Linked DNA regions of Homo sapiens: region 1 is linked to region 2. Evidence: read pairs that join two places in POLR2A ChIA-PET (ENCODE). Cell type or tissue: GM12878. All regions are shown on one strand. Links, peaks and the distances in the headings refer to the core of each region. The heading gives the core; the rest is flanking DNA. Region 1 holds the start of LOC105377999 (a long non-coding RNA gene). Region 2 overlaps ARHGAP18 (Rho GTPase activating protein 18).

Region 1 (7,427 bases), core at 906-5,905, 230 kb after region 2:
GGATAGAATATGAGCATGTGCACGTGGCATCCCTAAGGATTCAGAGCTTAAGTGGAGCCTGAGTACTTCAGCAGTGTAACTCACTTAACTAACTTGCCAATTTCTACACTGGCTTGACGGGGCATAATTCAAAACGGGAAAGCTCAGGTTCATTCCACTCTCCTGGAGTTGAAAGCCACCTCTCTTCATTCAGCTCTTGAGTTTTTCTTGTTGTCGCATTTAACAACACCCTAGTGGGATGTCTTCTAGATATCGTTTTATGGTTCTGCAAGTAATTGCTAAAAGATACAAGGTCTACTTTTTCTATGCTACTTACCTCATTTTATTTAAGAAGGGACTGGGAGGAAGAGATGTGTCCATTTGGCTCCCTAATATATGTGTAGTGTCTGGTGTGGTTCCTGGCACACAGTAGGTATTCAAAGAATATAAGTTGTTGGATGATTCATTACAGTTTTAGAATTAATAGAAGGCTGGCCCTACCGGACATTCTGGTTATTAAAGGAGAATCAGTTATGATTGGTCAGAGTCCAGGCCACACTGAACAGTACCCCAGATAAAAGCAATCTTTGCTGCACAGTGAGAGAGTCACCAATCAGGAGATAATTATCAAGTGTTGACATTCTGCCCAAAACTGTTTCAGACTTCCTGGGGATAAAAAGGAAGAGGTAAGAAGAGACAAAATAATCACACAGAAAATAATTAGAACAAGCAAGTATACCCAACAGTTATATGACTCTTTACTGTGTACTTGTCTAGATGAGCTCACTCATCCAAATAAACATGTGGGTTAGTCACCTCTTACAGATGAAAAAACAGAGGCCCAGAGAAATTAAGTGATTTTCACAAAGCTAGTCACTGAAAGAGGTACAATTGTATATAAAATGTATTGAATCCTGGTCAGAAAGTAAGCTTTGTGGTTCTGATTACAGCTGGTCCCTGACTTACCATGGTTCAATTTAACAATGTTTCAAATTTACAACAGGTTTATTGGGACATAATCCCACTGTAAGTCAAGGAGCATCCATAATTGCTAAAAGTAATTGCAAAACTACCTCAAAGAAAAGGGATAAGCTAGGTTTCATGAAGATCTAGGCTCTTAGGAACAATCATAATGGTCCATACTCTTCATATTCAATATCTGCTCACATACATGGCCTTTAAGTGGTTCACAAAGGTTATTATTCTTAACCCTGGTAACTGCATTTTAAGAAACCTCTCAGGTGATTACAATGCAAATAGCTACTGGGGATATAGGAACTGGTCTAGGTGACAAACAGAAACCTAGGCCTGTCCTAGTATTTCCCCTCAGGCAGGATTTCCACATGGGACAGCCACAGGTCTGGGTTCCTGAGCAAAATGGGCAAGAGACAAATTTCCAATTAAAACGAGCAAATATAATCTTTTACTTCACTAACAATAAAGAAACACATACCCAAACTTCATAGACACTATTGTTCTATCAAGTTAGCGAAGATAGTTTTTCTTTTTTTAAAAATGAATTACTTGTTCTGGTGAATGAAATGCACACCGTTCTAGACAGCCTTGCTAAAGATGACGGGGTATAGTGTCAAGCTAATGTGACATTATAACACTTTTATTTCTCAATGACAGAAAGTGAAGACAAAATTTCCAAAGAACTTAGTAAGTATTTTCCCCAAATTCTCACAGGCAGGAACAACGACATTCTCCTATAATTCAAAACTATTACTACACACAATAAATCCTACACGGATATAAAATATCATTGACATAGAGTTTATATTCAGATTTCCTCTATTGTTCTCAAAATCTGAGAATTCTAGAATCAATCATATTTTCACATGTTACATTTGGTTGTCATGGCTCTTTAGTAACCTACTCTGAATTTGTCTGATGGTTTCCTCATGATCAGATTCTTCGGAGAAGAACTCTACAAAGGTAATATTGTGCATTTCCCATTGTATCTTATGAGAAGATGCATAATATGACTTTCATTATTACTGATGGTCAGTTTGATCACTTGGTAAAGGTGATATCTACTAGATCTATTTTCATTGCACTGTTCATCGTTTGTAATTAATAAGTAATCTGTGGGGTGACACTTGAGACTATATAAATATCCTGTTCCCCCAAAATTTTTTAGCCATTCATTAACATATCTCATCTGAATCAATTATTTACATTGGTATTGTAAACTGATGGTTTTATTATTTATTTTTTCTTCTACATTTCAGTAGATATTCTTCCATAAAGAGATTTCCTTTCTTACCCTTGAACTTACCTATTAATTTATGTATTTATTATTTATTCATTTATTTTTTATAACCTATGGTCTTTTTTATTTTCTGAGTGCCATAATTAATTAACATCATGATTCCTGTTGATGCTCAAATTATCCCAAGTTTGACCAATTTGAGCACCTACCAGATACTGCCTGTGTTCTTTTTACATATCCCCATCATTTTTGTACTTCCTTGCTTTATGACATTCCAATGGGATACTGTCTTTTTCATTACTACATTTTCATATACACTTTTGTCTATTTGTGAGCTTTCTATTTGCTTCCATTGAGCTATCTACTCATGAATCAATACCACACTGTTTTAATTATAGAAGCTTTATAGTATGTTTTAATATCTGGCAGGCATTTGTTAAAAGGATAGAGCTTGCATTAAGTATTCTTAGCACACATGCATGCACACACAGGAAACTATCAAAGAAACACAAGGAAACTTTATAATGTTTACTAGGAAACTTGTGGAGGTGATAAATAAGTCTATCTTAATTACAGTGATGGTTTCACAGGTGTTGCAAATGTTCAAATGTATAAACTTGTAAATATTAAATAAGTGCACTTTTTGTATATTAATTTATTCCTCAATAAAGCTGCTTTAAAAATATCTAGTAAGGCTAGTCATCTCTCCTTTTTCTTTTCTTTAAGGTTCTCATAGCTATTTTTATTTTTTCATATAAACTTCAAAATCTACTTGACTAGCTCCATAAAAACAACTTTGTTATTTTTATTGAGATTATGCCAAACTTATTAAGATGGGAATAAATGATAGCTTTATTATGTTTATGAGTACCATTCAAAAATGAGAAAAATTTCCAAACTTATTCAAGTCCACTTTTGTATCTTTCAGGAGTATGTTAATTTTTTAATCATATAGTGTTAATATATGATTAACAGAAGTGTTAATCATATAGATTTTACACACTTCCTGTTAAGCTTATGATTAAATAAATTCTTTTTGCTACTAATACAACTGAAGTTTCCTCTTCCATTACATTATCTAACTAGCTATTGTTTGTGTGTAGAAAGGCTTCTGATTTTTGTATTTTAATAGTCTATTACCTTACTAATTTTTAAAATTGTTTGTGTTAGTATTTTCATTGATTGTTTTGGATTTTCCAGATACACTACAATATCACCTGTAAATAGAGATAGTTTTACTTCTATTTTAATTCTCATGACTCTTTTGTTTATTCTGATCTGATTGAATGGAATAGTATCTCTAACATATATATTTTATATGTGTGTATACACACACACACACACACACACACATATATATATACATATATAAATTATTTTTTTTGAGATGGAGTCTCGCTCTGTCACCCAGACTGGAGTGCAATGGTGAGATCTCAGCTCACCACAACCTCCGTCTCCTGGGTTTAAGCAATTCTCCTGCCTCAGCCTCCCAAGTAGCTGGGATTACAGGCACATGCCACCACCACGCCTGGCTAATTTTTTGTATTTTTAGTAGAGAGGGGGTTTTGTCATGTTGGCCAGGCTGTTCTGGAACTCCTGACCTCAGGTGATCCACCCGCCTTGGCCTCCCAAAGTGTTGGGATAATAGGCATGAGACACTGCACCCAACCCTAACATATGTTTAGATAGTAGTGGAGTTAGTGGACATTCTTGCCTTGTTCTTGGCCTTTCTGTAAATGCCTCTAGTATTCTCCATTAAGTAATACACCAGCTTTAGGATTGTAATGTGTGTGTGTATGTGTGGTTTTTTATATATATATATACACACATATATATATGTGTATATATATGTACATATATATGTATATATATATATCTGATCAGACAAAATCATTAGTTCTTATTTTATTCAGTATTTTAAATCAGGAGTGGTTCAGGAACGGTTGCCAATTTTTGTCAAAGGCAGTTTTAGCGTCTATGAAGATGAGTGAAGATGGTCATATGATTTTCTGCTTAGATATATGAACATCTAAATTATGTTAGTAGATTACCTAATATTGAACCATCCGTACATTTTTGGAATAAATGTCACTTGGTCATGATGTTTTATTTTTATGACGAGTTCTTGGGTTCTGTTTGCTAATATGTTTAGATTTTTCTGTATTCATAAGTGAGATTGATCTATAGTTTATTTTTTGTACTATATTTATATGGTTTAGGTGACAACATATTTCTTGTTTCATAAAACTTTCTTGTGGCTTTTCTTGTTTTTCTATACTCAAATGATTTAAGTAGCATTGGGAGTATATGATCTTTGAAGACTTAGGAGAATTCTTTTGTGAAATCTAGGCCTAGTCCTTCTGTAATAGCCTTCTCCATTTAGTCTATGGAAACTGGAAGCCCTTGTGTGATTTTGCAAAGCAGAATGTTCCCATTGCCTACAGTAGCTTCACTCTTCTTTACAGAGCAAGTAGCTATATTCTCTAGGTCTGGCTCATATATCATCTTCTCACTCCACCCCTCACTGCAGGACAGAATCAATCTCTATCTTATTTTAATTGCTTCCATAATATTATATTTGTCTTATAGATCTCATCAAATTTGTATTGTAGCATACCTACTTTTGGAGGTATACATTTCTTTCTCCAGTCTCTAAAAGACAGACACTGATTTGACCACATTTAATTCTTCAGCCCCCAAAATATTGGTCAGGCTTTCATAGGTATTCAATAAATATATTTTGAATAATAATCATGGAAGGAAGGAAAGAAATAATGGAAGACAAGACCACTATAGTAGGAACCATAGTCTTTTTTTTTTTTGAAACAGAGTCTTGCTCTGTCACCCAGGCTGGAGTACAGTGACACAATCTCAGCTCACTGTAACCTCTGCCTCCCGGCTTCAAGGAATTCTCTTGCCTCAGCCTCCCTGAGTAGCTGGGACTACAGGTGTGCACCACCACACCCAGCTAATTTTTGTATTTTTAGTAGAGATGGGGTTTCACCATGTTTACCAGGCTGGTATCGAACTCCTGACCTAAAGTGATCGTCCGGTTTGGCCTCCTAAAGTGCTGGGATTACAGGCATGAGCCACCACGCCTGGCCGGAACCATAGTCTATTAATAAAGTATGTGGACTCTAAGTCAGATCCACTGGAGTTTCTCCCCCAGTTCATCACTGACAAGTGTGTGACATTGGCTGGTTACTTTCTGAGTTTTGTTCTACTCATCTACAGGTAAAGTTTCATAAGGGATTTGTATTCTGAACATGTATACAATTCTTAACATTAAGTACTGTATGTTCCCAATAGATAATACTTTCTCTCTTACTTCTCCCCATAGGAAAGACTGCATTGTAGTTCTTTGGACAATTCCTGGAGAAATCATGAGATATGACTCTCTCACTTGTAGAATCACAGCAAAGGCTCCGTCCTACTGGTAAGTAGTTCCCTCTGAAATTGCCTGAATGAATGAAATTCTCCAGTTCAGGTGAACAACTCTGAGGATATGCAGGAATGTGTTGTGCTTCTGAGATTTTTACAACATTTGTTTTACAGAGGAAAGTTTACATTAGTTTAACATAGTTAGGAAACATGCCGTCTACTGGAGTAGAATACATTGTATTCTGAACAGTTTAGCAGTCCTCATACTTGGGCTTTCTTCCCAGTTCTTGTGCTATTTTCCCAGACAGCAAATTAATTAAATGGCCTTTGGCCATGACTCTTTCCCTTGAGTCAGCTTTTCTGTCATTTAAAGTGTACAGATAGGGGGGATTTAATTAGCCCAATGCCTGGCACATTGCATGCACTCAATAAATGTTTGTTGAGTATTCGAGTTATCTCTAGATGAAGGTCACTTTTGCTATTACTATTAATTTATAAGCATATCAGTAATTCTTGTGCTGATAATATTGACAGTGAACAAGCACTTAAAAGAAAAGTTAACTCATAACTTATAGGGATGTATCATGAGAATTCAGATAGTCAACAACCTATCTATTTTGAACATATTCACTATTCTTCTAATGTTCTAAGGCTCTAATTCTACACTTGAAGCTCAGATGATTCTAAGATAGTGAGGAACTGCAGCAACTATCTGGATATTTTCTCTGCAATGCGTGTGTGTGTGTGTGTGTGTGTGTGTGTGTGTGTGTGTGTGTGTCTGTCTGTCTGGTCTGTGTAAGCCCCGACTAAATATAGAGCCCCCATTCTTTGTGTAAGCTACTTAAGAGAAAGGATTTTATCTTCTAATTTTTATCTCTTCAGCAGAAGTTATTATTGCTAGTTCAATCCCAAATCTATACATAAATTACGAAGTTTAATAACCCCTTAAAAATAAGCTTTTTAAAAATATTTTTCCTGAAATAATGTTTTACTGACCTTGAAAATTTTTCTTAGCTGTTGTCATGCTCAACATTTCTCACTGATGACATATGTGGTGATGATGGTAGTGTAAAGAAAAAGCTTGAGGAAATACACACGGTGCTGATATTTTACTAAAATGAATGTAGCACTCACTCATAATTGTAATTTAATTTTTAAGTAAAAATCTGATTTTCCACTATCATTCCCTTAAGTCTGGCTCATTATAGGCCTAAAGCCTGTATGAATTTACACAGCTGCTTTGAGGCTTTGCATATTTCCTTGTTTTCGATTGTTTGATTTTTTTTTAAAGGGGTATTTTTGCACTGAAGTAAAACACAACTATTAACACTAGCCTCGGGGGAAAAAGAAACTAACAAACCTACAGCTTGAAATGTTTCAACACTTTGCATTTAAAATTTTGCGCACCCTTTAGAAGTTACAAAAATAAAAGCCACTCCCTGCAAAAAAAAAAAAGAAAAAAAGATTGAGAACAAACTGTCATGATTTCAGAAAACGATAGCAGACGTGCAGGTGCTAATACCAGAGAGCTTACCTCCGAATAAAATGGTGCCTTCTAAACAGCGACTATTTACATGTTTTAGAATCCTTTCTTGGGCATGGGTGCCTTTATATTGCCCTATTACCACAAGATGCAAGCCGTGCAGCAGAATGTTTTCTGTATGGTACCCAGCCAAAAGTGAAACAAGTTGCCCACTGACAGAGAGGCCATTTATAGAACATATTCATTTACACCAGTGCTAGGCAGCAACTGAAAGGCAATGCAAAGAAGTAATTTCTCTTTACCTTGCTTGGAGCAACTCTGACCTGGAGAGCCATGTACACATCCTACGTCAAGGAGGTGATGAAAGCC
Region 2 (7,427 bases), core at 941-5,940:
TTCAGAGCTTACCAGTCACCTATCTACTTACTAGTTGTGTGACTTATGGCAATGGCTTAACCTTTACTTCTGTAAAATGGGAGATGGAGGGGGAGGGAAAGGAGGAGAAGGGCAACAAAAAGAAGAGGATGGGCCACTGAATTCAGAGGGCTATTGTGAGATTTAGTGCCCAGCACTGCCCAAGTGCTTTTATGTGGTTGCTACTGCAGGTTGAGTACACCTCATCCAAACTGCTTGAGACCAGAAGTGCTCTGGATTTCAGATTTTGAAATATTTGTATATACACAATGAGACATCTTGGGATGGGTCCCAAGTCTAAACACAAAATTCATTTATGTTTCATATACACATAGCCTGAAGGCAATTTTACAAAATATTTTAACTAATTTGAATGAAACTAATTTTGTGTTAAGTACTTATGTGTGGGATTTTTCACTTGTGGCATCATGCCAGTGCTCAAAAAGGTTCTGATTTTGGAACATTTAGGATTTTGGATTTTTGGATTAGGGATACTCAACTTGTATATTACTTTCACTGCTGAATAAAGTGGGACTAAGATGTTGCTTCATAATCACAAGCACATGGTGTGTTTTTCTGCCTTTCTCAAATATCATCTTTTAATATTAAACACATTAAACATCAGAAAGCAAACCACAAGATAAAAAGGCAAATTTCACTAGTGTGTACATTTAATACAAATTACAATTCCATTGTGTTTACCTATTACTAAAACTGATCATTCTCTTACAGTTTGGGTTTACCTTTGAATTTTTCATTTAATTCAATTGCTGATTAGCTGATTTTACTGCATCTATTTTATTCCCTTTGCTTTGGTACTTCTTGCGTCTTATCATTAACACTTCATCGTCTAAATGCTAGGGCAAAAGACATGTCCTAAAGCAGTAATTCTCAAAGTGTAGTCCAGGGACCATTGGGGGTATCCAATATCCTTCCAAAAAGTTCAGAACTATTTTAATAATTAGTAATGAGGCATTATTTTGCCTTTTACACTCTCATTCTCTCGTGAGTATAGTTTTCCAGATGTAAATGAGTGCTACTGCAACAGACTGAATGCAAACGTAAATATGATAATCCAGCTGACTTCAACTAAAGCCAGACATTACAGACTCACTAAAATTAAAACCATGATACACTTAATTTTCTTTAGAAAATATGGCTATTTTCCATTTTGAGAAAAAGATATTTATGTTAACTATAATATTGTTATATTAAATGGATTAATATTTTTTCAATTTCTCAATTTTATTTTCAGATATGGTAAGTGTCCATAGGTATAACCCACATAAACAGAAGGTTTTTGAGGCCCTTAATAATTTTTAAGTGTATGAAGGAGTTGTGAGATGAAAATGTTGGAGTCAGTCTCCTACAGCAACTCGTAAAACCTATGACTTTTAGTAAGTGAGAAACTAATTCCCTTTAAGCAAACTCAATTCAAAAGAGAGCCTTCAAGTCCACTGTAAGAGGAAAGGGGTCTTTCTTAACCGTTCGTAATGTGTTTTTTTTCCTAGGAGAACATCAAATAAACAGCAATGGACATCACTGAAGATGGGGCCTAAGCAAATTTCCAGCAGGGGGCAGGATGGCCTCCATGGGGCACTGCACAGGGCTCAAGAGAGTGGAGTCAGACTACAGGTGGCAAATGCTGTTTCCATCACTTACTATGTGACCTTTGGCAAACAATGTCCCCTTCTGTGCCTTAGCCTCCTCATCTGTAGAATGAGAACAACTGAACCTAACTTACAAGGTTGTGGCGAAGATCAAATGATAAATAGCACTCAAAAAGTATTACATATTATATTTTTTTCATGGAGCTTTTAAAATAATATCAACATTTCATGGTCTTCCTTTATTCTTATGTGTCATGGCAAGGTAAGAAAAAAATGATAATAATAATTATCTTATCGAAAAACAGTTCATTTAATCCTTCAAAAGTCCTAATAAGAATTATTACAGCATCTTCTAGGTGGGGAAACTGAGACTCAGTTAAGTGCCTTAAACATGGCCACAAAGCCAGTGATGTCATGAAGATGCAAATTCAGTTCTCCTAAATCGTAAGTTTTGTAACCATTCTGTTCTACTCCATTTTTCCCATCCACCAGAGTAGGCAGGGAGATATCTAGGTTGATAGGTGTTGATGTGGTACTGTGAGCCCCTCAAGGAGAGGAGCCACTTCTTAATCACTTCCGTAACGCTGTTGTACCACAGACCTGACACACTATGGGTGGTCTGTCATGGTCCACTAAATGAATGGAGACACACATCCTACAGGGAGGCGAGCATAGAATCAAACTCAATGAGGTGGAGGGCCATTGGCTTCGTGTTCCCCTGATTTTCTGTGATTTCTACTGAGTTTTCCTTTTTAAAAATCACACAAAACTGGTCACATTTTTCCCATGTTTGGTCCTATATTTCTGCTAATTGCTTCATTTTCTGAATGCTGAACCAACCATATTTACCTTTTTTTTAAGCCCTAAATGTTTCATTAAAATCAGTTGCTTTGGGTCTAATAAGTCAAACACATGTAATACAGCCGTTTAAAGCATTACCCAAGGTAAATGTTTACAGAATCCTGAAATATTATTAATTCAAACATTTGATTTACCTAGCGATATATGTCATGAGCTTATTTATTTATTTAAACATTGTGCTTAATGAAGGAGTTAGTTCTTTATCCCAATGTTTAATTCATAGCAGCAGCTTTAAATATTTATGAAGTTTCCTGTCGTTTTTTGTTTAGTTAATAGACTGAATGGTTCAGTTCATTGGCTAAGAGAAAGCAGTGAAATTTCAGCAAGAGAAAAGTTCTCTACCTCTTGAAAAATGTGTTTAAAGAAAATAAGACTGGGCATGGTGGCTCACACCTGTAATCCCAGCAATCTGGGAGACTGAGGCAGGTAGATCACCTAAGGTCAGGAGTTCGAGACCAGCCTGACCAACATGGTGAAACCCCATCTCTACTAAAAATACAAAAACTAGCCGGGCGTGGTGGCAGGTGCCTGTAATCCTAGTTACTCAGGAGGCTGAGGAAGGAGAATCACTTGAGCCCAGGAGGTGGATGTTGCAGTGAGCCGAGATCGCGCCATTGCACTCTAGCCTGGGCAACAAGAGTGAAACTCCATCTCAAAACAAAAAAAAAAAAAAAAAAAAAGGAAAAAGAAAAGAATAAAAATTTTCAAAAAAAAATGTAAGGTCATTGATTCCCTTGTGTTACCATAAATTAACTAGGTAGCTTTCCCTGGCGTGTTGCTCTTTTGTAGGATTTGCATGAGGGGCCCCTTAGGCATTTCATCACTAATAATAAACTTGACTTTTTTACTCATCAGATCACTCTAGCTTTGACTTGGAAAGCAAGAGAAAGGATTCAAAAGCTTAGTCATTAATGTCAAGCCTCAGCATGTCAAGTTACCTCTCTAACATGTTTCCATGTATGAAAAATAGGGGTGTCTACCTCCTAGAGGTCATCTAATAAATAATTACAGAGCATAATTTCTGAGATATAACATGTATACACTAAGTAGCTAAATTTTCAAACTAAAGCAAATTAAAGGTTATAAAACCTGATCTCCAAATTTAAGAGGAGAAATTTGAATCCACGATGAGAGATCATAAAGAATTGACAAAGGTTGCTCGATGCTGTGAGGAAAAGGAAGTGAATATGAAATGAGGTCAACAGAGAACAATGTATTACATAAAGCCTACTGCTTATTTACAGAAGTAGAGGAGCATGGAACAGAAATGGAACTTAAGGTTTTATCTACTTAGACACCTGCCTCAGAGTAGTGAATACAAATCTTACTTTTTCAACCATGGGAAAGACTTGTAGAAATTTAACAATGAGTCCATACCTTCTAGAAGACAAACGGACTAAAAAAGAGTTTCTATAGATGAGTATATGCATATTTGCATAAAAAAATACATGGACAGATTAACAATAATGTCTAAAGCATGCAACCTAAATCAAAGGTGATTTCATATATTTATTTGATCTAATATAAGTTCACGATCAGGAAAGACTGAACAGGAAAACTGATCTTGAGCTAGTCTCTGAAGAATAGATTAAAGTTTCCTTGGCAAATATGGAACAACAGAGGGGTAGAAATGGAGAGGTCATTTTAAACTTTGGGCACAACTTGAATATAATTAAGAAGGTAGGTGAAGGTAAATTAGTTAAACAGAGAAGAAAATGGCAGAGGGAGTTTTGTTTTGAAAGCTCTCAAGTGGAGATGAATTATATTTCATTCCACTGTTTGAGTCAACAACTTAAAAGCCAACAATGACTTCATTTTGTTTAATTAGATTCTACTGTCCTTCAATTTAAAACCTTTCCATATTTTGTGATGAAGACTGTCACTTTGAAAACATACTTATTGGCCAGGCACAGTGGCTCATACCTGTAATCCCAGCACTTTGGGAGGCTGAGGCAGGCGGATCACAAGGTCAGGAGTTCGAGACCAGCCTGGCCAACGTGGTGAAGCCCCGTCTCTACTAAAAATATAAAAAATTAGCCAGGCATGGTGGCATGTGCCTGCAATCCCTGCTACTCGGGAGGCTGAGGCAGGAGACTCACTTAAACCCAGGAGGTGGAGGTTGCAGTGAGCCAAGATGGTGCCTGGGTGACAGAGCGAGATTCCATCTCGAGAAAAACAAAAAACAAACACACACAAAAAACCATACTTTTCCTGAGGATAGTCTGGCAGAGTGGATCATCATTTTAGGCCACACTTGCATACTCTTTTACTTTTCCCATTAGGTATAAACACAGATTTTCAAAAATATACAAGAAGGCCAGGCACAGTGGCTCATGCCTGTAATCCTAGTGTTTTGGAAGGCTGAGGTGGGTGGATCACCTGAGGAGAGGAGTTCAAGACAAGCCTGGCCAAGATGGTGAAACCCCATCTCTACCAAAAATACAAAAATCAGCCGGGCGTGGTGGTGGGCACCTATAATCCCAGCTCTTTGGGAGGCTGAGGCAGGAGAATTGCTTGTATCCAGGAGGCGGAGGTTGCAGTGAGCTGAGATCACACCATTGCACTCCAGCCTGGGTGACAAGAGTGAAACTCCATTTCAAAAATATATATATATATGATATATATTTATATATAATATATATTATATATGATATATATTTATATAATATATATGATATATGATATATATTTATATAATATATATGATTGATATATATTTATATATAATATATATGATATATGATATATGATATATATTATATATTATATAGATATATATTATATATGATATATATTATATATTATATAGATATATATTATATATGATATATTATATATTATATATGATATATATTTATATGTAATATATATGATATATGATATATGATATATATTTATATGTAATATATATGATATATGATATATATTTATATGTAATATATATGATATATGATATATATTTATATGTAATATATATGATATATGATATATATTTATATGTAATATATATTATGTATATTTATATATATTATATATTATATATTTATACATATGTATTATATATTATATATAATATATATTATATATAATATATATTTTATATTATATATTATATATAATATATATTTTATATTATATATTATATATAATATATATTTTATATATCATATATATTATAACTATACATTATATATTATATATATTTATTATATATTATATATCATTATACATTATATATTATATATTTATATATTATATATTATTATATATTTATATATTATATATATTTATATTATATATTTATATATTATATATATTTATATTATATTATATATATTTATATATTATATATTTATATATTATATATTTATATATTATATATATTTATTATATATTTATATATTATATATTTATATATTATATATATTTATATATATAATATATATTTTTATATTATATATTATATATTTATATATTATATATTATACATTTATATATTATATATTATATTTATATATTATATATTATATATTTATATATTATATATTATATATTTATATATTATATATTATAGATATTTATATATTATATATTATATATTTATATATTATATATTTATATATTATATATATTTATATTATATATCAAATATATATCAAATATATATATCAAATATAGCTATCTATATATATACACACACACATATATATACACATATACACACACACACACACACACACACACACACACACACACACATATATAGAAGAAAAGCCTGGAAACAATTCAGATGTCCGCCATAGGGGGACTGACTCAATAAATTATGATACATCTGTACAATGGAGTACAATGTATCTAATAAAAAGAAGTGAGAAATATTTCTCTATACTACTATGGTATGATTTCCACAATACACCACTAAGTCAACAAAACAAAAATCAAGGTGGAAGAAACTGTGCATAGTGAGCTACCAGTTACCTAGGAGCAGAAGGATAAACCATGATATTAAAAGGAAAGAAAGTTTGCCACTAAGAGGAGGGATTGAATAGGTTGGTAGCTGAAGGATAAAAGCTAGATTTTTAATACACTTTGTTTTTCGACTTTACTATTGGACTATATAAGTATTTTACATACTTATAAGCCAAAATGAAATTTCAAGAAAAGCAATCTCTAAAAATTGAAAATAAAATAAAGCAAATTAACCAAACCAGGTATGCAGCTGATGGCTTAACGATACAAAGAGTAACAATCCTAAGCAACCTAAAACACAATAATTTTACTGTATAAAATCCCTTTTAGGATGTACCCCCAAAACACACACACATACACACACACACACACACACACACACAGACAAATAGAAAAAAAAAGAAAAACAAGTTTAAACCATTTCTAGTAATCATATTGTTGATGGTAGTATTAGCATATTCTGAGAATGCTGTGCATTAACTTAGGATGAAGCAAACATGCAATTATGTGATATTCTAAATATATCATCTGCCATTTCCTGAGAACTACAATTCACAGCATGGAAGACAGAAGATGCTCATGTACGTCTGTCCTCTGAAAAGGCTCAAAAGTAATGACCAGCTCAGAGAAATGAACACTTCTAGAGTCCTGATCATAGTCACAAAAGTCTATTTCTACTAAACGGAATCAGAGTTTCCTGCAGAAACATATCAGTCTAGGTCTGGAACAGAAAATATACCAGACAAGCCTGTAAAATCTTGTCCAGGATCACATCAAATATGTGTAAATCCATGAGTTAAGACTATTTTTACAAATATATATAATTCCGTGAGTTAAGACTATATTTTACAAAGCAAATTAAAACATTAATTGGTCACAGGTGAAAACTGTTAATAAGTCAACAATTTCTGAAAACAAATAGAAAGTAAAAATGACCACTTTCAGAAGGTTGTTCTCAAAGAAATATCC

What was found. ChIA-PET counts read pairs that join two places held together with the same protein. Peaks named below come from ENCODE experiments on the same cell type or tissue, not always from the same donor. Only the 100,000 strongest peaks of a DNase experiment are listed, where the experiment ranks them.
Region 1: POLR2A ChIA-PET joins it to region 2 with 7 read pairs; 2 of 35 experiments call an interaction of 5 or more read pairs at or near these places.

The regions. Positions count from the first base shown.
Region 1 is chr6:129,853,796-129,861,222 of GRCh38, forward strand. TMEM244 (transmembrane protein 244) reads right to left here. Exons shown (of 5, transcript NM_001010876.2): 1 at 7,361-7,427. The coding sequence starts at 7,393. It overlaps LOC105377999 (a long non-coding RNA gene), which reads left to right and starts at 1,833. Exons shown (of 8, transcript XR_942986.3): 1 at 1,833-1,917; 2 at 5,535-5,630. In GM12878, for the core only: no CTCF peak of the experiment used is centred there; no DNase peak of the experiment used is centred there.
Region 2 is chr6:129,619,859-129,627,285 of GRCh38, forward strand. The region is part of intron 5 of ARHGAP18 (Rho GTPase activating protein 18); the gene reads right to left. Among named protein-coding and RNA genes, the nearest start is that of ARHGAP18, 87 kb to the right of the region's middle. RefSeq lists a silencer at 1-72. In GM12878, for the core only: a CTCF peak has its summit at 1,595 (motif pointing right); no DNase peak of the experiment used is centred there; H3K27ac peaks cover 1,199 bases.